2 separate regions of the Mus musculus genome follow, and region 2 is linked to region 1. The links are chromatin loops, found by intact Hi-C in ENCODE. Cell type or tissue: heart. All regions are shown on one strand. Links, peaks and the distances in the headings refer to the core of each region. The heading gives the core; the rest is flanking DNA.

Region 1 (9,213 bases), core at 441-8,440:
TGGCCCGTGAACTCCTTGGCTAGCACGGGATGTGTGGACTTCCCTGGCTGCACAGGAAGTAAATCCCCACAGAGGCAGACTGGGCCTGAGAGCATGATGCCATTTCTCCCCTTTCCGTTTTCATGGACATGTGCGTAAATGTTTTTGCACGTGTGCATGTGCATACTTGTGCATGCGTGCGGAGGCCCACAGAATTGATGTTGAGAATCATCTTCGATTGCTTCTCCACTTTATCCATCAAGGCAGGCTTCACAGTCAAACTCAGAGTTCACCGGCATGCTTAGTCTTGCTAGCCAGCTTGTTCTGGGGATCCTACCCCTCTGCACTCAGGGGCTAGAATTGCAAGTCAGCTACTACCCCATCCGGTATGTTATGGGATCTGAGTTTCACTCTCACTAACAAGCATAACTACTAAGCCCTAAGCCATCTCCACAATCCAACGCCATTTGCATTTTATTAGAGCCGTTACAGGAGATGCTGGGGCTGGGTATGGAGGTTGTCTCTCACCAAACTATGATGGGCAGGAATCAGATGGCTCTCACTCGGCAGGGGGGGGGGGGGGCGCTGCCCTTCAGGCCTAGAAAATACCGATGCTCCTGCTCTGTCTACAGGGACACAATTCCAACAATTCCATTTCTTCAATTGCTGCTTATTCACGGAAACATTATAGGAGCAGCTCAAAGATGGAACCCACCTCTGGTCCCCTTTGTCTTTTTTATTTTTTTTGATTCTAAGAGGTAAGAAAGAAAGGCAGATGGGCCAAAAAGCATAGACAAAACCGGATAGGCTGGAGAACAGGCGGGAGTCTGGAGGTGGAGAATCCAGGTTGAAGCAAGGAAAACTAAGGAGGAACAGTCCAGTAGAGGAGGCCACTGTCTGTGAATTATTCATCTTTGTGTTGAGGCCCTGATGCGAGCCCAGCTCAGAGCCATGGAGACGCTCAATGAATGTTTCATGAGCTCTTGCTGAAGATGAAAAGTCACAAGTGGGCTCATTTTGTACTGCCTAGACTCCCGAGAAAAGTGCAAACACTGGCTTGGGGCATGGGTGACAGTTCTTTGTGCCTACAGCAAATCTAAGACAGAAAAAGCTCTGGGGGGACCAGCAGGAAATGACTAAAGATATAGAAAAATAAGAAGAGGGAGATGGAGAGAGGAAGGTAAGGCTGCAGCGAGTGCTGCCAGCAGATCCCGACTATGACTGAACACCACCTGACCAGGATTTCTGAGCCTCAGGACAGGACAGCGGCAAGGCTAACCTGGGAATTAAATGAGATAGTATATACCAATCTCATGGGTTTGTGAACTGCAAAACTCACACTGTTTATTTTCAGCAATGGAATCTCACTAGGGTACCAGGCTGGCCTCAAAACTTAGGATTCAAATAATCCTCTTGCTCCAGTCTTCTGCGTATCTGGGACTCTGAGCACATGCCACTTAGGTGGCTTTTAGTACAAGTGAGGCCAGGGTCTGACTACAGAAGGATCAAGTAACAACAGCTCCATCCTTCTAGAGAAGAAGTGAGCACTTCTGAGGTTTTTTTTTTTTTTCTTCCTTCAGGAACAGAAAATTCTTGACTGATATCCTAGATTGACCTCAAAATGGGCCTCCTTGGCTTCTGGCCTCACCTTCCAGCCTCTTGTCAGCATATCACAGATATCCTTTGAGTGGTAACAAATGAAAGGGCTCTAGGGATCCAGCCTCTATCTGCTGAACAGTCCGTCCCCAAACCTGACAGTCCATTCTCATCACCCTTCTCAAGAAGGCAAGACCCCTAAGCGGCAAAGTTCCCTGAGAAACAGCCTGGGGAGGGGTCCCCACATCTCGTGGAGCTCCCTTTGAAGATCTCCTAGTTGTCCAAGGCCTTCTGCCAATCTGATCTCAGTTTAAGAAGAAACAGGGGGATGCCAAAGAAAACCTCACGGCTCTTTCTACACTGATCTCCAACTCTGTCTCCATCAAGTGTGTTTTGTGTCTTATTTGGGAAGACAGTAAGCTTTCATGTCGTGTCATCAAATGAGCTTGCTCCGTTTCTCTGCGAGTACTTTACATGCTAGCTGTTTTGTTCCTCTCATGTCTGTCTGGGGCTCACTGTTTACAGCAAGCTTTGCCACACTCATCTTATTGGAATAGATGAGGGATTGGGGGTGGCGGTGTGTGTGTGTGTGTGTGTGTGTGTGTGTGTGTGTGTGTGTGTGTCCACTAAGTGATTCTCTGCAACAAGCCCAGGGATCACATCTGCGGCCTACCCTGACTCCCACCTTACCTTTCTTATCATGGGACAATTAACATCCCAGACACCAGACTCAGAACCAATGAAAATGACACAGGAAATGTGGAAGAGGACATAAGGCTTTCAGAACATAAGAGCAAGCCATCCAGGTATCTGCTGGGTTAGATCTGAACATAGACATTTGGAGAAAACTGAGTCAGGGAAACCCTAAGAATTTCCAAAACAAGGATGAAATACGTCTGGCTTCTTAAATAAACTATAAAGTTCAAGGCTGTTGTTGGGCTGAGCTTCCACACAAGAAAACCCACTTATCACACAATATGGAATAATCGGATCAAACCAATCACATTTGTTGTTTTACTTTTTAGGAAACTTTTTGGTAAGAGCCTGGAAAGGGGAGGAGTCGTCTGCAATTCACCTACAGATTCATGCACACACCAGCACCCGAAACAGTGGAAAGATCCCCCAGATAGGGGCTGGGAAGTTTTCTCCCTGGGAAACCAAGGTCTTCTCTGGTTGTGAGGCGGTCCAAGAGAGCTAGGACACTCAAGGAATGTGAAAAGCTTACACTCTCCTAAGGTCTGGTTAGCATCGCCAGCCCCATGGGCATAATTAAGCAGGCTCCACAAGCAAGGAAAATAGTCTTTAGGCAGTATGAATGTGGCCAGTTCTCTCCTCAATCTGGAGTAAGATTGCATCCTGTTCACCAAAGCCTCCAGTCCATTGATTAGGGTATGGCTACCTAGGCTGATCTCAAAAAGAAAAGACATGGAAGGTAAGAATTGAAACTATCAAACTTGCACAAGAAAAGCCCACACTCAAGTCAGCATCCTGGACTTTGATGTGGAGTGCGGTCTGATAAGTTTATCCCTCTTCTCAGCCTCCTCCCACTCGTCTTTCCCAAGCTCTCTCCAGCTACATCTTTTCCTCTGCTTTCAGCCCACCAAGAAAGGTGCCAAGAAAGGTCTGGCTTTCCTCTTTGACTTTGTTTCTCCTCTTACCCACCTGACTACACAATCACTTTATGGTTGGGGGTGGGGCCAGGCACGGTATGGGGTACTGTGCAATATAGGATAGCCTCCGTTCCACAGAGGTCTCAGAGACTTCAACAACCTCCATGAGTGCAAGAGGGGAAGGGTGATCCTGGCAGGATCTAAAAACAGAGGGCCATTGAGTTGAATGTCCGATAGTAACCCCAGAGGCAGATGGACCTGTTGCCAAGCCAGTCTTAGATTCACCTTCTAGATCCCCTGCGGACCTGAATTTTGCAAAATCCAGCCCGTTCGCCTTCCACCAATTCCCCACCAGGATTTCCCAGAAGGCTGGCACTTGGAGTGAGTCGGGATAATCCTCGGGAGCGTGGGAATCTGAACTACTAGGAAGTCTCTGTCGGGCAGCCATTGTGGACCTTCTTAGACAGGAGTCCAAGCAGGAGCGAGTCCTGGCCAGGAACCAGCTTTCCTTCTCCGCCCCCTGGTCTGGCAGGAGAGTCCCACATATGGCTGCCCGCTCTCAGGCTCCTCTCCCCGGCGCCCAAGGGTGGCCATCTTCCACTTGGGGAGCGCCGAACACGAAGGCTGGAGCGCCCCCTTTGGAGAGTCCCAGGCTCCGGCTGGAACAGCGCGCAGTATGCGCTGTGAACATGCACCGGGCACAGTTTACCACTGATGGGACTTCCACAGAGGTGCTAAGGCCTGGCGTCCAAAAGGCTCGGCCAAAGTCTGCCCAGTTGACCCAGAGGAGAACGATTCCAGGAGGGAGGTGAGGGCAGTTGGTACACTTTCTTTCCCTGCTGAACGTCCTGCGCTCCTTTAAGAACCGGGGATCTGTTTGGCGCCCAGGGACCCCGGGCTCCTGACACCAGCCTGCAGCAGACAAGAGTGGCTGGCACCCCCAGACTCTTACCGTAGCATCTTCTCCCGAATAGTGTCCGATGACACGGTGGCCCCCCGGGTGCCGCTGGGACCATTTGGTAACGTTGTAGACCTTGCGGTCGATGACGAGCCACCGGTCGGTGCGCAGGTTGTGCTTCTGAATCTCCTCCCAACGGAAGGTGGGCATCGGAGCCTGGCGCTCGGTGCTCCCCTCTCCCTGGTTACCTCCCTTCCCCATGCTGCCAGTCTACCCGGATGCCCCGTGCGCTACGGCCTCCGGGCGCCCGCGGCTCGCAACACCGACGGTCCCTCTCCTGGCCGCAGTGTGCGGTCGGCGCCCTCCTCGCTTTCGGCTTTTGTCTTCTACTCCTCCTCCCACCGTGCCTCCTCCCCTCGCTTTCGCTCCTCCTCGCCTTCACTAGCTAGCCAGTACCCCTGCCTTCCCTCAGGAGTACCCCTGGCTTCCCAGTGCCCCCAAGCGGTCCCCTTCCTCCGCCCACCCTAGGCCCGCCTGCTGTGGACTTTTGCCTCCGGTGAAAACTCCAGGATAGCTCAGGGCCTCGCTGCCTCCTCCCCCCACCCCTCTGGCTCCCCCCGTTCCCGGCTCCGCATCCTCCCGAGTTCCCCGCCACCCGGGTTTCCACAGTGATCAGCAGAGCGCCTGCACCAATCAGGGCTCGTCGCCCCGCCTGCCATTGGCCCAGGAGGATCTTTCGAAGGCCAGCGGGCTGGAGCGGCGGGTCCGCGGCTTCCCCCTCCCTCGCGCCCGCCCGCATGGAGTTAAGCCCTGCTGGGCGGTCGGCGACGTGTCTGACCTCCTCCTCCTCCCTTCGCTGCCTGGAGCCGGGGAAGCGGGAGTAGATCTCTGAGAAGCTGGGAGGGGAGAGCGGGGGGCGGGGGGGGGGGCGGGGGCGGCAGCTGGGCTTTTCTTTGCGCGCTTCAGAGCGCCAACGCGCTCGGCCGGGGATTTGCACCTGATGCTCGCACAAAGGAGGCGCAGCGGTTATGGTGAACAACGCTCGGCCTCCGGCTAAACAAGGCCCCCTCCTGGGCTGTCATGACTAGGTGATATTTCTGCCTGGCTAGATGGGACTCAAGTCTCCTGTATCTCACATTGTCTAAGAGATCCATATTGTTTATTGCTTTCCTGAAACCTTCCTAGAGAAAGGAGCCAGGAGTGGGTCTCTGTTTAACCAGGGCTCTGAATCCTTTCAACTTGGTCATCTTGGAAAAGAACGGTGGAATCTCTGCTTTCTTCCTCGTGCTAAGTGCCGCGGGAGTGGCTTCTGGGGAGGGTGCCAGGATAAACTGGACACCTTTCTTGTCTTCGACTGAGAAAGAGTTCACAAGCCTGGTTGGGAAACATGAAAGCAATAAAAGCCCGCGATTGATTTGACAGTAGTACACCACTTGCAGGCAAGAGAGACACTGATACCAAGGGAGTATAGTAGGAAGAAAGGCCCTATTCGCTAAAGTCTCACCACAATCCTATGATATTGTTATAGCTAACTTCAAAATGAAGAGTCTGAGGGTAAGAGAGATAAAATGGTCAAGACATACATGCTTAGCTAGTGGCCCTGTTTGGCCTCTTCCATGACCCTTTCAAGACTTTGGGCTCCCTAGCTCCACATGACACTGGTCCAAAGGAAGTACCTGGTGCAGGGGGTAATACATTCCCATAGTCCCTCCCATCGTATACTCCTCTCATTCTGTCCTGGCATCCATCAGGAGCAGCCTTTCTTCATTCCACAAACTCCAGACTCAAGGAGTGTTGAGTGAAGCTTTTCCGGCTTAGAGGAGAGGAAACAAACATCCAAACAGATGTTCGTTTGGCCTGCCCAAAAGATAGAAGTGAGTGAAGTAGGTGTGCTGGTCGTGTCCATACTGTCATCCATCAGAAACCTGAGGCAGGATATTGCCATGAGTTCAAGGCTGGCCTGGGACACGACTATGCATAAGGAGCAAGACTGTTGTCTTTTGTGCATGTTAACGATGGAATATAATAAAGTCAAGAAAGCTGTTTTGTATTTGTTTGTTTGTTTGTTTGTTTGTTTTTCAAAAGATGGATTATCACAATACACAGATAACTTTAATGATAATTTTTTTAGAGTTTTAAAGCTCAGAGGGATGACTGACAGCTGACAGGGAACCCCAATAAGTGCTTCACAGCAGAAGCTTGGAAGGCCGAGAAAAGACCAAGTGAGAAGGCCCCAAGAATGGGCTACAGCGGACTCCCAATGAAGACAGGAGTAAACGGACAGCCCAACCAGGGCTGCTGTGAGTAGAGTTCAAGTTGGTAACATTCCCACTTGCTTAAAGACAATGGAGATGAGCATTAGAAACCCACCAATCAAGGGTGTACCACGGTGGGACCTGCGATATGCAAAGAGAACAGCAGGCTTGGGGCTGCACCAACCAAAAGAATAGTCACCAAATGTACTAGGCCCTGAGCTAGATTGCCGGAGTGGTGGTGCACACATAAAATTCTAGACTCAAGAGGTAAAGTCAGGGTGACCCAAAATTCAAATTTATCTTTGCTACAGAGTAGGTTCAAGGTGAGCTCTTGAGACCGTGTCTGGAACAAGGAAGGGAAGGGGGTGAGAGGAAGGGTTGAAGAGATGGTAGGGTGTATCAAGAAGCAATCCATGGATTGCTGTTTCAGAGGACCCGAGTTTGATTTCCAGCACCCATGTTGGCTGGCTCACAAGTGCCTGTAATTGCAGCTCCGAGGGATTCAACACCCTCTTCTGGCCTCCTTGGGTACTCACATGCACACACCCACACACAAGCGCACATCATTAAAATAGTTTCTATGTTTTTGTTTTCCCAAAGAAAGAAAACTACAGAGGCAGCTTAAGGCCAGAAAGGGATGCAGGCAAAGTCAAGGGAAACAGCTGGGGAGGGGACAGGAGCCTGGATTAGGCAATAGCTATAGGAAGCTGACAGCACACCAGACGTGGCCTGACACTGTCCTCCCTGACTGGCTGTTCTTCCTGCTTGGATGGGCTGATGAGACCATTTGCCCAGGGAAAACCTTACAGTATCCAACCTACCCTAGAACCACTTTGGAAAGGGGGCTATCTCAGACACAGAGGGGTAAGTTCCTTTGACTTCTGCCTGTCCCTCAGATTCGAGCTCCTTGACGCCCCACCCCCCAGCAGCACCAAGAACTGAAGCTTCCTGGGACCCTACCAGGACATCATTGCGATTATTGATCTTTATCAGGAACAAGAGATCAGCTTGGGTGGCATGGAGCCCAGACTCGCCCAGCATGCCAAATGGGCAAAAGACCAGCCCCAGTCCTCACGTGTGTGGGGAGACAGAGCCTGTAGGGAAGGCTCTCATACACATGGTTCTCACTGAATGGGTGAGAACAGGTGTCCTTCTTGCCTTTAAAGGACACTCTGGTGGCTGCTGGAGACAGCCGCTCCATAAAAGGAAGAGTATCGTTGTTCAGGGTTTAGTGAAAGAGGCTCACATCCTTCAACCACCCTGCATGTTGTAGGGTGTTAGGAAGGAACAGACGATATGGTACCTTGTGAGCAAATCTAATAAAGAGAAAGCTCAGAGGAGATAGCATTCTGCTGTCTTTCATCTCTGCTTTTCATTGTTGGTCAATATAGCTACATTGCCCCAATCTTTAAAATTCTCCCTCACGGTGCCTGTTTCTCATGTCCTCAAACCCCAACTCTAAATGCTTGTTTATTATCAGACCTGCTGCCTAGCCAGCCCATGCTTGCTTGCCTTACTTCCCATCCCCCTCCACCTCTCAGGTCAATGCACACTTTCCAATTCTAAAATGTGTTGGTCAGCTTCCAGTGACAGTAACAAACACTGTCAGGTCGGCCTAAACCTGGAAATGGTCTGTCCGGACTCAGTTTTAGGAGCGTCAGACCATATCAGTTGATCTTGTTGTTTGTGGTTTAACAACAGGACAGAACACGTGCAAGAAAGAGATAAAGGTTACGAAGGGTCCCAGGGCTGAGAGATGGCTCAGTCCATAAAGTGCCTGTCACACAAGCAAAGGACACGAGCTCAGATCCCCAGCACCCATACCTATCACACAAGCAAAAGACACAAGCTCAGATCCCCAGAACCCACATGGAAGCTGGGGTAACGGTGCGCGTCTGCAACCCTACTTCTGGGGCTAGGGGAAGAAAGACCTCCAGAGCTGGGTAGCAGGCTGCCCAGTCGGTGAGCTATGGGTTCAATGAGAGGCTCTGCCTTCAAAGATAAACTGGAGAACCATAGTCAAGGATACCTGGTGCTAATCTCTGTTCTCCACATGTACACTCACCCACACATACATGCATGCATGTGTACATCTACTTATACACATGCACTCTGACACATACACAGAAAGAGGGGGAGAGGGAAAAGGTTAGGGTCCTAATAGGCTTCACCTCTTAAAGGCCTTATTGTCTTCCAATAGTGCCACATTAGGCACTTTGAGTTTGAGGTCAGCCTGGACTGTAAGAACTTATCTTGAAGTTGGGTGTGCTACCTACCACACACCTTAATTCCAGGACTCAAGAGACAGAAGCAGGCAGAGAGGTCTCTGTAAGCTGAGGACTCAGGGTTTGGGGAAGTGACTCTATTTTTATGTAAATTATAGTGGGGGATGCTCTGCTCTCACACAATAACAACAACAACAACCAAAAGATGCACCTGTTGGTCTGAAGATTGCCATGGTTACCAGAAGATGCTATTCAGGCTTCCAAGGGAGGGAAGCACAAACAACAGAAACAGACACATAAGGTTTCATCCATATATTTTTGCATATATGTACTTGTATATGTGTATGTAACAATAATATACAAAGAAAAGTTATCAATTTGAATGGGGGACATGGTGGGGAGGGAAGGTGGGTGGAGGGAGAAGGAGGAAGGAAGAGAGTAATATAATTATATTTTAATTAAAATACAAAAGTATTTCAATCTTAATTTTTTTTAAGAAAGAGGAACAAGGGGGCTGGCGAGATGGTTCAGTGGTTAAGAGTGCCGACTGCTCTTCTGAAGGTCCCAAGTTCAAATCCCAGCAACCACATGGTGGCTCACAACCATCTGTAATGAGATCTGACTCCCTCTTCTGGAGTATCTGAAGACAG
Region 2 (9,213 bases), core at 864-8,863, 98 kb before region 1:
CCTGGGGCAGGTACCCTTGCCCATACTTGGAGGCTGGCACTGCCCACCTAGATAGTGCTGAGTTATCACCTGACTTTCTAAGCAAAAGGTTCTACAAAGAAGCCATTGTCTCAGCCCCTCCTGTCATCTGCTCAAAATCAGCAGCCAGCACAGCCTGGCCAGCGTTCCTCTAATTCTTTCCTGGGGAGTGTTGACTTATTAGGCTGGAATTAGGTGCCATAGCCCCTCTTCCATGGCTCTAAGTTTAGATCAAGAAATCTGTGCCAGGTGGTGGTGCCGCACGTCCTTAATCCTAGCGCTTGGGAGGCAGAGGCAGGTGAATTTCTGAGTTCAAGGCCAGCCTGGTCTACAAAGTGAGTTCCAGGACAGCCAGGGCTACACAGAGAAACCCTGTCTCGATAAATAAATAAATAAATAAATAAATAAATAAATAAATAAATAAATAAATAAATCTGTGTCGCCGCCACTGCGTCCTGACCCTTGAAGTCTTTCAGAGAAGATCTGGGGCAAGATTGAGCTCCATCTAAGGTATCAAGAGCTCAGGGGAAGAAGGAGACTTTGTCCAGGTCTCTGGGGACCGCTCTGGAACAATTGACACATGCCACTGGCTTCTAGCGACCTGTGTGCTAGCTGTGACTGAGCCACAGCGTCCTCGTCTGAAAAGGATGTGTTGCTCTGGAATGTCAGCACAGTTAAAAGTAACATCAATGCATATATTGGTGAGAAGCTCTGATTGGCCGCTGGTGACATCATAGGTTGTGGTGGCTTGTTTAGTTGGCAGGGCCTACTAGTAGGTACTTCAAAGTCAGAAAAAGAAAAGGGGAGCAGGAAGGCAACGGGGCTTGATGCTATTTAAACGGCCTAATCCCAGACAGCCTGAGAAAAACAAAGACACATGCCCAAGCATCCAGAGGGAGCTGGGTGGCATCTCAGCAGCTCAGGCAACCTTAGTGTGCCAGTCCTTTCTGTAGGTTCTTCTGAGCACCAGGCTAAGATGAGAGTTTGCCAACAAGCCACTGTACATGAAGAGCATGGACAGCAAGTCTTCACTGACTGAGACAGTTGCCAAGACAGTTACCAAATACGCAGCTTCTCCAGACCTTAGGAGCCTGATGCTGTGTCCTTGGAAACGTTGCGTTTTTATCAAGTGCTGTAGGCGTCTGTGGTTTGGGTGGTCTTGGGAACCACGCTTCTGGGAGTCCCAATTTACATTATGATCCTGAGCCTTAAAGTGAATCCACCCTCCTACTCTCTACTTCCTCTCCCGCTCCCACACCCCTTCAGACACTCCCTAAGGAAACTGAGCTTGCAGGTGATTCTGACACACAGGTTTTTGCCTGTTTAACTCTGTTCAGAAGGGAGGGGGGATTGTTTCACCATGACCTTGACTACGTTTCTAATCATAGTGAACAATAAAGCTGGTGTTATCCTGAGAGTCTGCTGAGATTGGGGGCAATCTTGGAGGATGAAAAGTACCCACCCCTCCCTGCCACTCTGTCCCTGTCCTTAATTGGACAGAGAAGGGACAGGACAGTTGTGAATGTCTTTTCATCTGAAAAGAGGGTGAGAATAAGTGCTGGCTCACTTACTGCAAGATGAGAGTGAGAGTGATAGACACGGCAGGCCTGGGGAGGATCTGCAAAGTCAAACCCAATGCTGCCTGCGCCCCACTGGGCAGGGGCAGACCCAGTGCTGCCTGCGCCCCACTGGGCAGGGGCAGACCCAGTGCTGCCTGCGCCCCACTGGGCAGGGGCAGACCCAACTTGCCCAGGTGCGGGTTTTCCATTGTAATGTACAGCTGGACCGAGAATCTCTGTGGGCTCCTACCTGTTTCTCCTCTTTTCTTCAATACATACTGACCTTCACAAGAGAGCTTGCTATCTAATAGGTGTTCTCTCTCTCTCTCTCTCTCTCTCTCTCTCTCTCTCTCTCTCACACACACACACACACACACACACACACACACACACACAGAGTCTACATTGAGGTGTGTTCTCATGTAGCTCAGGATAGCTTTGAACTTTCTATGTAGCCCAGGACCATGAAATTCTAACACTTCTCTCTGTACTTCCTGAGAGCTGAGATTACAGATGTGAGCCACCATATCCAACAGATAAGTGCTGGGGATCCAGTGCAGGGTTTCATGCACACCAGGCAAGAACTCCTCCCACTGAGATAAATCCCAGTCCAATAAATATATATTTAATTAAAGTTGAATATGTTTCTAGCAGAGTAGTTCAAAACAAAACACCTGTAAACACTGCCTTAAACACTGCCTTAATGGACTCCTGCATCCCTTATGTTGGTCACTAGAGGTCACCATTGACTTAGTTCTTGCCAGGGAAGCCTAGTCCAGTTGTTCAGGTGTCAGTGATCATCAAAGTTGTCTTTGGAAGTCGCCGTTATCTCCTTGACCATTACCAGTAGCTACATAGTATTTTAGAAGAGCTGGGAAGTGCTGGAGAACTTCTTTGGTTTTCTGTGAAGCCCAGTTCTTCACCGTTAACCAGTTCTTCACTTGCTAGTGCTGCTCTCTGCTTCTTCCAGTCTCAAGATGTCTCCAGAGACACTGTGAACAATCTGCTCCTAGACCCACACAACTCTAAGCACATTCAAACATAAGACATGGTGTCCCACGGGCCTCAAACACAAATGTGTCTCCAGTCAACCAGACAGGCCTCAGGTATACAGTAAAGCCCAAGACATACCTGGATACAGGACCCCAGAATAACCTCCTACAAGGAGAGTGCCCAGCGCAGCCAAGACCACTCTCCCTTTCCATCCCACAAGAAGTTATTCAACAAAACATCTCTGATACCAGGGTAGAATCTGTTCTAACTCCTGCCTCTAAGAAGACAAGAGTTGAGAGACTCTAAAAAAAAATATTTAAAACCTCCAGCAGAGAATGGGAGTGAGAGTGTCTGAGAGGCCAGGGAAGCCTACAGAGTGGGAGCTCTGGAGTTGGTGTTTGAAGCAGGAGTAGAAGCTCACTGAGCCGAGAAGATGTAAGCACATAAGAACAGCCCACGGCAAGTCACTGAGGCATTGCCGAGGGACTGTTGAGTGTAAAACACTCAGGTGACACTGGTGCTCAAGGCAGACCTTTTGGCCAAGGCCACATCACTACCAATGAACCAGGACTAGGACCCGGGACCTAAAGTCTTCTAAGTTTGGGTCCTGGGCCCTTTCTACCACGAACCATGACCTCTGCCCTGGAGGAGGGTTACCTGGGGCCTGAGGCTTACCTGTTAGGGTTTCTGTAGGGTTTGAAGGGAGGTCTGAGGAATGAAGGGTGTGCAGAGAAGACTTTGATGGTAGCAGAGCCCATGCTCTCTAGCCCTCTGGTAGAGAGTCATGTCAGGGAGCAAGCAGAGCACATAGGGCTGATGGGTGAAGGTTCTGGACCCAGAACATTACAGCCTCCTCATCTAAGATCGCCATGGCAACAAGAGCATCACAGAGGGCCTGACCTTTGCCAGGCAGGTAGAAGAGGACCAGACTTGGCAGAGGGCAGTAAGCAGTAGGCCCTGGGCTGGGCCTGGCAGACCTGGCTGCTGTCTCCAGGTTCTGCATAGGGTGCCTGCTAGCCCACTCTCCTCCTCTGGGCCAATCACAGAATAAACAGGGAAGAAACCAAGAGGTGGATTAACACAGCTGGACAGGGAGGCAGAGGACATATAGTGCCACTCCAGGGACAGGAAGGAAGACAGTCAATACCTCTTTCCTGACACGAAGCAGCTCTCATTGCTAAAGCTCTGGGAGACTGGCATAATAACCTCTGACCTTTTCAGAGGGGCAACAGGGATAAGGTGAGACAGGGAAAGGCTGGGAGACAAGTCCCAGCACCACCAAGCCATATCCCACAGATAGCAATGAAATAATACAGAATAGACCAGAACCAACCCAGAAAGAGACACATGGTGAGAACTCAGCACAACCTGGGGGAAAGCTAGGATCTCTAGTCGTGTGGTGCTTCATGGACTCCACCCTGCAGCTACCAGCCAGGTGAGGACCTGACCCTACCCTTACCTCTCACCAAATCCCCATCTGTTCAGTGAATTTATTTGTTTGTATGTATGTATGTATGTATGTATGTATGTATGTATTTAGTTTTTGGTCTTATGTGTATAGGTGTTTATCTGTATAACATATGCATGCCTGGTACCTGATGCAGCCAGAAGAGGGCACAGTATCCCTTGAGACTTGAGTTTCAGATGGTTGTGAGTCAACATGTGGGTGCTGGAGATCAAAGTCAGGTCCTCCGGAAGAAGAGCCATTGCTCTTAACTGGTGAGCCACAGTTGACTGAATTCTTGATACAAAGACCTACTACATAGTCCAAGTTCCTTGGGGGATATCAAGCAGCAAAAGCCTTTTTCTCTGTGGGCTCCTCAGCCTCAGTGAATTGCTTTGCCTGTCTATTTCCTCTTAGAACATGGACTCTTACACTGAGGCCCCTTAGCACGCACACACACTATACAACACACACACACACACACTGAGGCCCCTGAGCACACACACACACACACTATACAACAGATTGTTAGAGATGCAAGGATCTGAGGCTTCCACCCCAGACCTCCTCAGTCATAATCTGCATTTCATTTTTTTTTTTTTAGTTTTGTTTACTTATTGGTGTGTGTGTGTGTGTGTGTGTGTGTGTGTGTGTGTGTGCTTGAATACCACAGTACACATTCGGAGGTCAGAGGACAACTTTCAGGAGTTGGTTCTCTCCTTCCAGCTTGTGGGTCTCACGAATCAAACTAAGCCTTGACCGCAAGCACTGTTATCTACATCTGAGTCAGGTGTACAACCTGGGTTGAGAGGTTGGCTTCGGGCGATGGTGAGAGAGAGAAAAGTCCATTACTGTTTTCATTTCAAAAGCACTGCGTTCTTTTGTTTGTTTGCTGTTGACACAGGCCTTGAACCTGATGTGTATCTGAAGATGACCTTGAACCCCTAATTATCCTTTGCCCGTTTCCTAAGTGTTAAGATTGCAGGCCCAACTTATGCAGTGCTGGGGATTGAACCAAGGTTTCTTGCATGCCAGGCAAGCACTCTACCAACTGAGCGACACCCAGACCTCTTTATACTTAGTTGAGAATGTTCTTGAACACATAAAACTTTAATGTTCATGAATTTTGACCTGGCTGAATCTATTCTGAGAATTTTATGATTTTTGCTGATACAGTTAAGATCTGATATATTTTGGATTCCTTTTTGTGGAGAGTGTGAGGTAAAGGTCCAAGGCCACTGAGACATATGGGTACCCAGCTGCCCATGTGCTGTTTGTTTCCTTCATTGAATGGGTTTGGCATCATTGTTAAAGATCAATTTGTGACAGATGTATCTATTTCTGGAGAGTCTGCTCAATTCCATTGACCTCTGTGTCTGTCCTGAGGCCAATACTACACTTGTTTTGATTTGGTTTTTTTTTTGTGTGTGTATATATGTGTAATATGTATATGAGTACATATGTGTGCATTCATATTGAAGCCCTAGGTCAATGTCAGTGTCTTCCTCAGTGGCTCTACTTCATTAATTGAGACAAGATCTCTTGCTGAACCCAGAGCTCACCAATTCTGCCTAGTCCTAGTCTAGCTTAGCCAGCTTGCCTCATAGAATGACAGGCATGCACCAGCAGGCCCTGGTTTATACAGCGGAAGGCAGTGGGTAGGCATACTGCTTTGGAATCAGAAAGTGGGAGGTAGGCTTGGTGAGTAAGATGACCTCAATTCAATCCTCAGAATCCACAAGTGGAAGGAGAGAAGTTACTCCCACAATTTGTCCTCTGATTCTACATGTGCTCCATGGTACATGTGCACCAATCTTCCCCTCCCCCACCCCCCACTGCATACACAAGCACACACACAAGCAAATAAGCAAAAGTAAAACAGAAGTGTGTGTTTTTGGACTTAGGTTTTTAGGCTGTGGTTTTGGTTCATTTCTGATGCTGTGCTGAAACACCTGACAAGAGCCCTTCTGGGGAGGAGGCCTTGTCTGACTTATGATTCCAGGTCACAGTATGACCTGGAATAAAACCCATCATTTCAGGGAAGTCAAGGCAGTCAGAATTTGAAGCAGCCAGTCATATCTATAGCCAGGAGCAGAGAAAAAAAACGGATGACCATGGCAACTGCTCCGCTCTTTCTCAGCTCTTATGCAGTTCAGATTCCAAACCCAGAAAATGAGAGCTCCCATTTTCAGCCTGGGTCTTCCCATATCAACTAATATAACCAAGAGACCCCCACAGGCATGGCCACGGATCAACCTGACACTCTCTTCCCACGTGATTCAAGACTGTGTCAAGTTGGCAATTATAGCAAACCATTGCAAGGTGCCTTGACATTCCTTATGAATTTTAGGACCGTCTTGCCATTTCTGAAGAATGCCAGTTGCGAGTGTGACAGGCTGGTTTTGATTCCGTAGGACACCCTATCGTGTGTATGGTATCATTCTTCCTGGATGTGAATCTGTTCAATACCTTAGCTCTCTTTTAATTTCATTCTGCAAGTTTGTAGTTTTCAGTGTGCAAGGTTTTTTGTTTGTTTGCTCGTTTGCTCTTGTTGTTGATTGTTTTAAGACAGAGTCTCTCTACATAAACCTGCTATCCTCAAACTAGTTAGATCAGGCTGGCGCCAAACCCACAGAGATCTTGCCTGCCTTTGCCTCCCAAGTGCTGGTTATTAAAGGCCTGAAGCTCCATGCTCAATACAGTGTGTGCAAGTCTTATAGACCATCTTTGGTTAAAAATATCCTCTCTCTCTCTCTCTCCCTCTCTCTCTCTCTCTTGTGCTGCAACTAGAACTGTTTTCATTGACTTCACTTTTGGAGTCTTGATAGAAGATAGAAATGTAAGTGCTGTGTAGCCATCCTTATCTGTTGGTGTCATGTTTTTGGTGTACAAGGCCTTGTGCACACTAGCCAAACTATGCACCACTGTGCAGTATCACAAACCCTTGGTGTCATAAGACAAGGTATGTAGGCCAGGCTGGCCTTGAACTTGTGATCCTCTTCCCTTGTGCCACCACTCAAAGCAACAACTGATTTTTTTTTCTTCTTTTGCTTTCCTCCTCCCCCACCCCCTCATTAAAACAGGGTTTCTTTGTGTAGACCAGGCTGGCCTTAAACTCATAGATTCACCTGCCTCTGCTTCTCAAGTGCTGGGATTAAAGGTGTGCAAAGACTGATTTTTGTTTGCTTGCTTGCTTTTTTTTTTTTTTTTTTTTTTTTTGAGACAGGGTTTCTCTTTTAGCTCTGGCTGTCCTGGAACTCACTCTGTAGACCAGGCTGGCCTCGAACTCAGAAATCCGACTGCCTCTGCCTCCCGAGTGCTGGGATTAAAGGCGTGCACCACCACGCCCAGCTGCTTGCTTGCTTTTATATCTGGTCACTTCACTGAATGTATCTATTAGCTATAACGGGTTTTTGGGTGTTTTTTTCCCCCCAAGACAGGGTTTCTCTGTATATCTCTGGCTGTCCTGGAACTCACTTTGTAGACCAGGCTGGCCTTGAACTCAGAAATCCACCTGCCTCTGCCTCCCAAGTGCTGGGATTAAAGGCGTGCGCCACTACCGCCCAGCTTTGGGTGCTGTTTTATTTTGTGTTACGTGAGCATGTGCACGTGTTGCCTCCCTAAGGTCTTCCAAATGCCAAGCAGACATTCTATCACTGAGCTACATCTCCAGTTCTTGTTGGGAGTGGGACTTGGTATTTTGAAATAGAGCCGCTGTATGTATATGGGTTGGCCTGGGACCTGCTATATAGCCCAGGTCTAGAACTTGCAGTCTTCTCTCACCTGCATTCCAAATGCTAGGAGTCTAGGCATGCAACACCATGCCTGTGCCCCTCTCTGATAGTACCCAGCCGACCATATTTGTTCTCGTTTTTGTTTTGATCCCTGAATTCTCTTAATAGTTGTCCTGGGGATCACCTTTACTGTCTTTATCTTTTACTTATTTCTGACTATGTAGAGCTGGCCTGGAGCTCAGAGATCCACCTGCCTTGGACTCCTGAGTGCTGAGATCAAAGGCATGCACCACCACCCCTGGCTTAAGTTCATCTTTAGCTACTTTGGAGTTCAAAGCTACTTTGGGTTCCATAAGAACCTGCCTCAAAAAAAAATAAGTAAATGAATAAATAAAATATGAAAAAGTTTCTGACGCTAAGCTAGGGCCCATTCCTTGAACACATGAGCCTTTGGGTGGACACATCAGAGCCAAACTACAGCACATGTGTAGATAACTCAAAAGCACATACAACCACATAAAGATTTCACCCTCTAATCAGCATTATGTGTTAAACAGGAGACTGGTTGGGAAGACGACTCAGTCAGTGAAGCACTTGCCTTGCAAGTGGAAGAACTTGAGCTGGATCCCCAGAAGCAATCCTAGAACACATTAGGGAGCAAGCAGTGGTGAGCACTTGTCTTCCCACTGGTTGGTGCAGAACCAGGTCTTCTGCACCTCTTTTGTGTGCTTTGAGACAATCCTATGTAGCCCACAGTCTTCTGCCATGTTTTTGTTTTGTCTTGGTTTGGTTTTACTTACTGGATTCAGTTTCCTTCATATTAGGAGGCTTTGCTCAGTTAGTTGATGATCTTCAGTTTCCTTGTGTATAGCCAAGAACTCTAGAAGCAGGGCTGGCAAGATGGCTCAGTGGGTAAAGGCACTTTCTGCCAAGCCTGATGACGTGAGTTAAATTCCTGGGACCCACATGGAAAAGAAAGAACCAACTCCCATATGTTGTCCTCCCATATGTGTCCATGGCACACATGAATCCTCCCCAATAAATAAATGTAATATGAATTTGATTTGTTTTGATTTGTTTTATTTTCAAGGCAGAGTTTCTCTGTGTAACCCTGGCTGTCCTGGAACTCCCTCTGTAAACCAGGCTAGCCTCAAAATTAAAGATCCGCCTGCCTCTGCCTCCAGAGTGCTGGGATTAAAGATCTGCGCCACTGCTCCCAGTTATAAGAATGAGTTTAAAGTTAAATAAAAGAAAGGACTTTTAATGAGCAGAAAGAGTAGAGTGGAAACTTTAGGTCTGGCTTGGTCTACTTAGCAAAACCCAAGACCCTGTCTCATGTCTCAGAAATAAAACAAGATGGAAGCTGGGCACGATGATGCACTTGGGAGGTAAAAGCAGGAAGTTTAGGAATCCAAGGTCTTTGGCTCCATAGTGAATTTGAGGTCAGCATGGGCTACATGAGAGC

What was found. Hi-C counts contacts between places; a loop is a spot of excess contacts. Peaks named below come from ENCODE experiments on the same cell type or tissue, not always from the same donor. Only the 100,000 strongest peaks of a DNase experiment are listed, where the experiment ranks them.
Region 2: a loop joins it to region 1, with 2.3 times the contacts of the local background. A loop is called at or near these places in 4 of 42 quality-filtered maps.

Annotation. Positions count from the first base shown.
Region 1 is chr19:10,097,086-10,106,298 of GRCm38, forward strand. Fads2 (fatty acid desaturase 2) reads right to left here and starts at 4,418. Exons shown (of 12, transcript NM_019699.2): 1 at 4,138-4,418. The coding sequence starts at 4,344. In heart, for the core only: a CTCF peak has its summit at 3,825; DNase peaks (open chromatin) are centred at 3,796 and 4,776; H3K4me3 peaks cover 3,235 bases; H3K27ac peaks cover 5,193 bases.
Region 2 is chr19:9,998,213-10,007,425 of GRCm38, forward strand. It overlaps Best1 (bestrophin 1), which reads right to left and starts at 3,421. Exons shown (of 12, transcript NM_011913.2): 1 at 3,246-3,421. It also overlaps a transcript of Rab3il1 not described here. In heart, for the core only: a CTCF peak has its summit at 4,174 (motif pointing right); no DNase peak of the experiment used is centred there.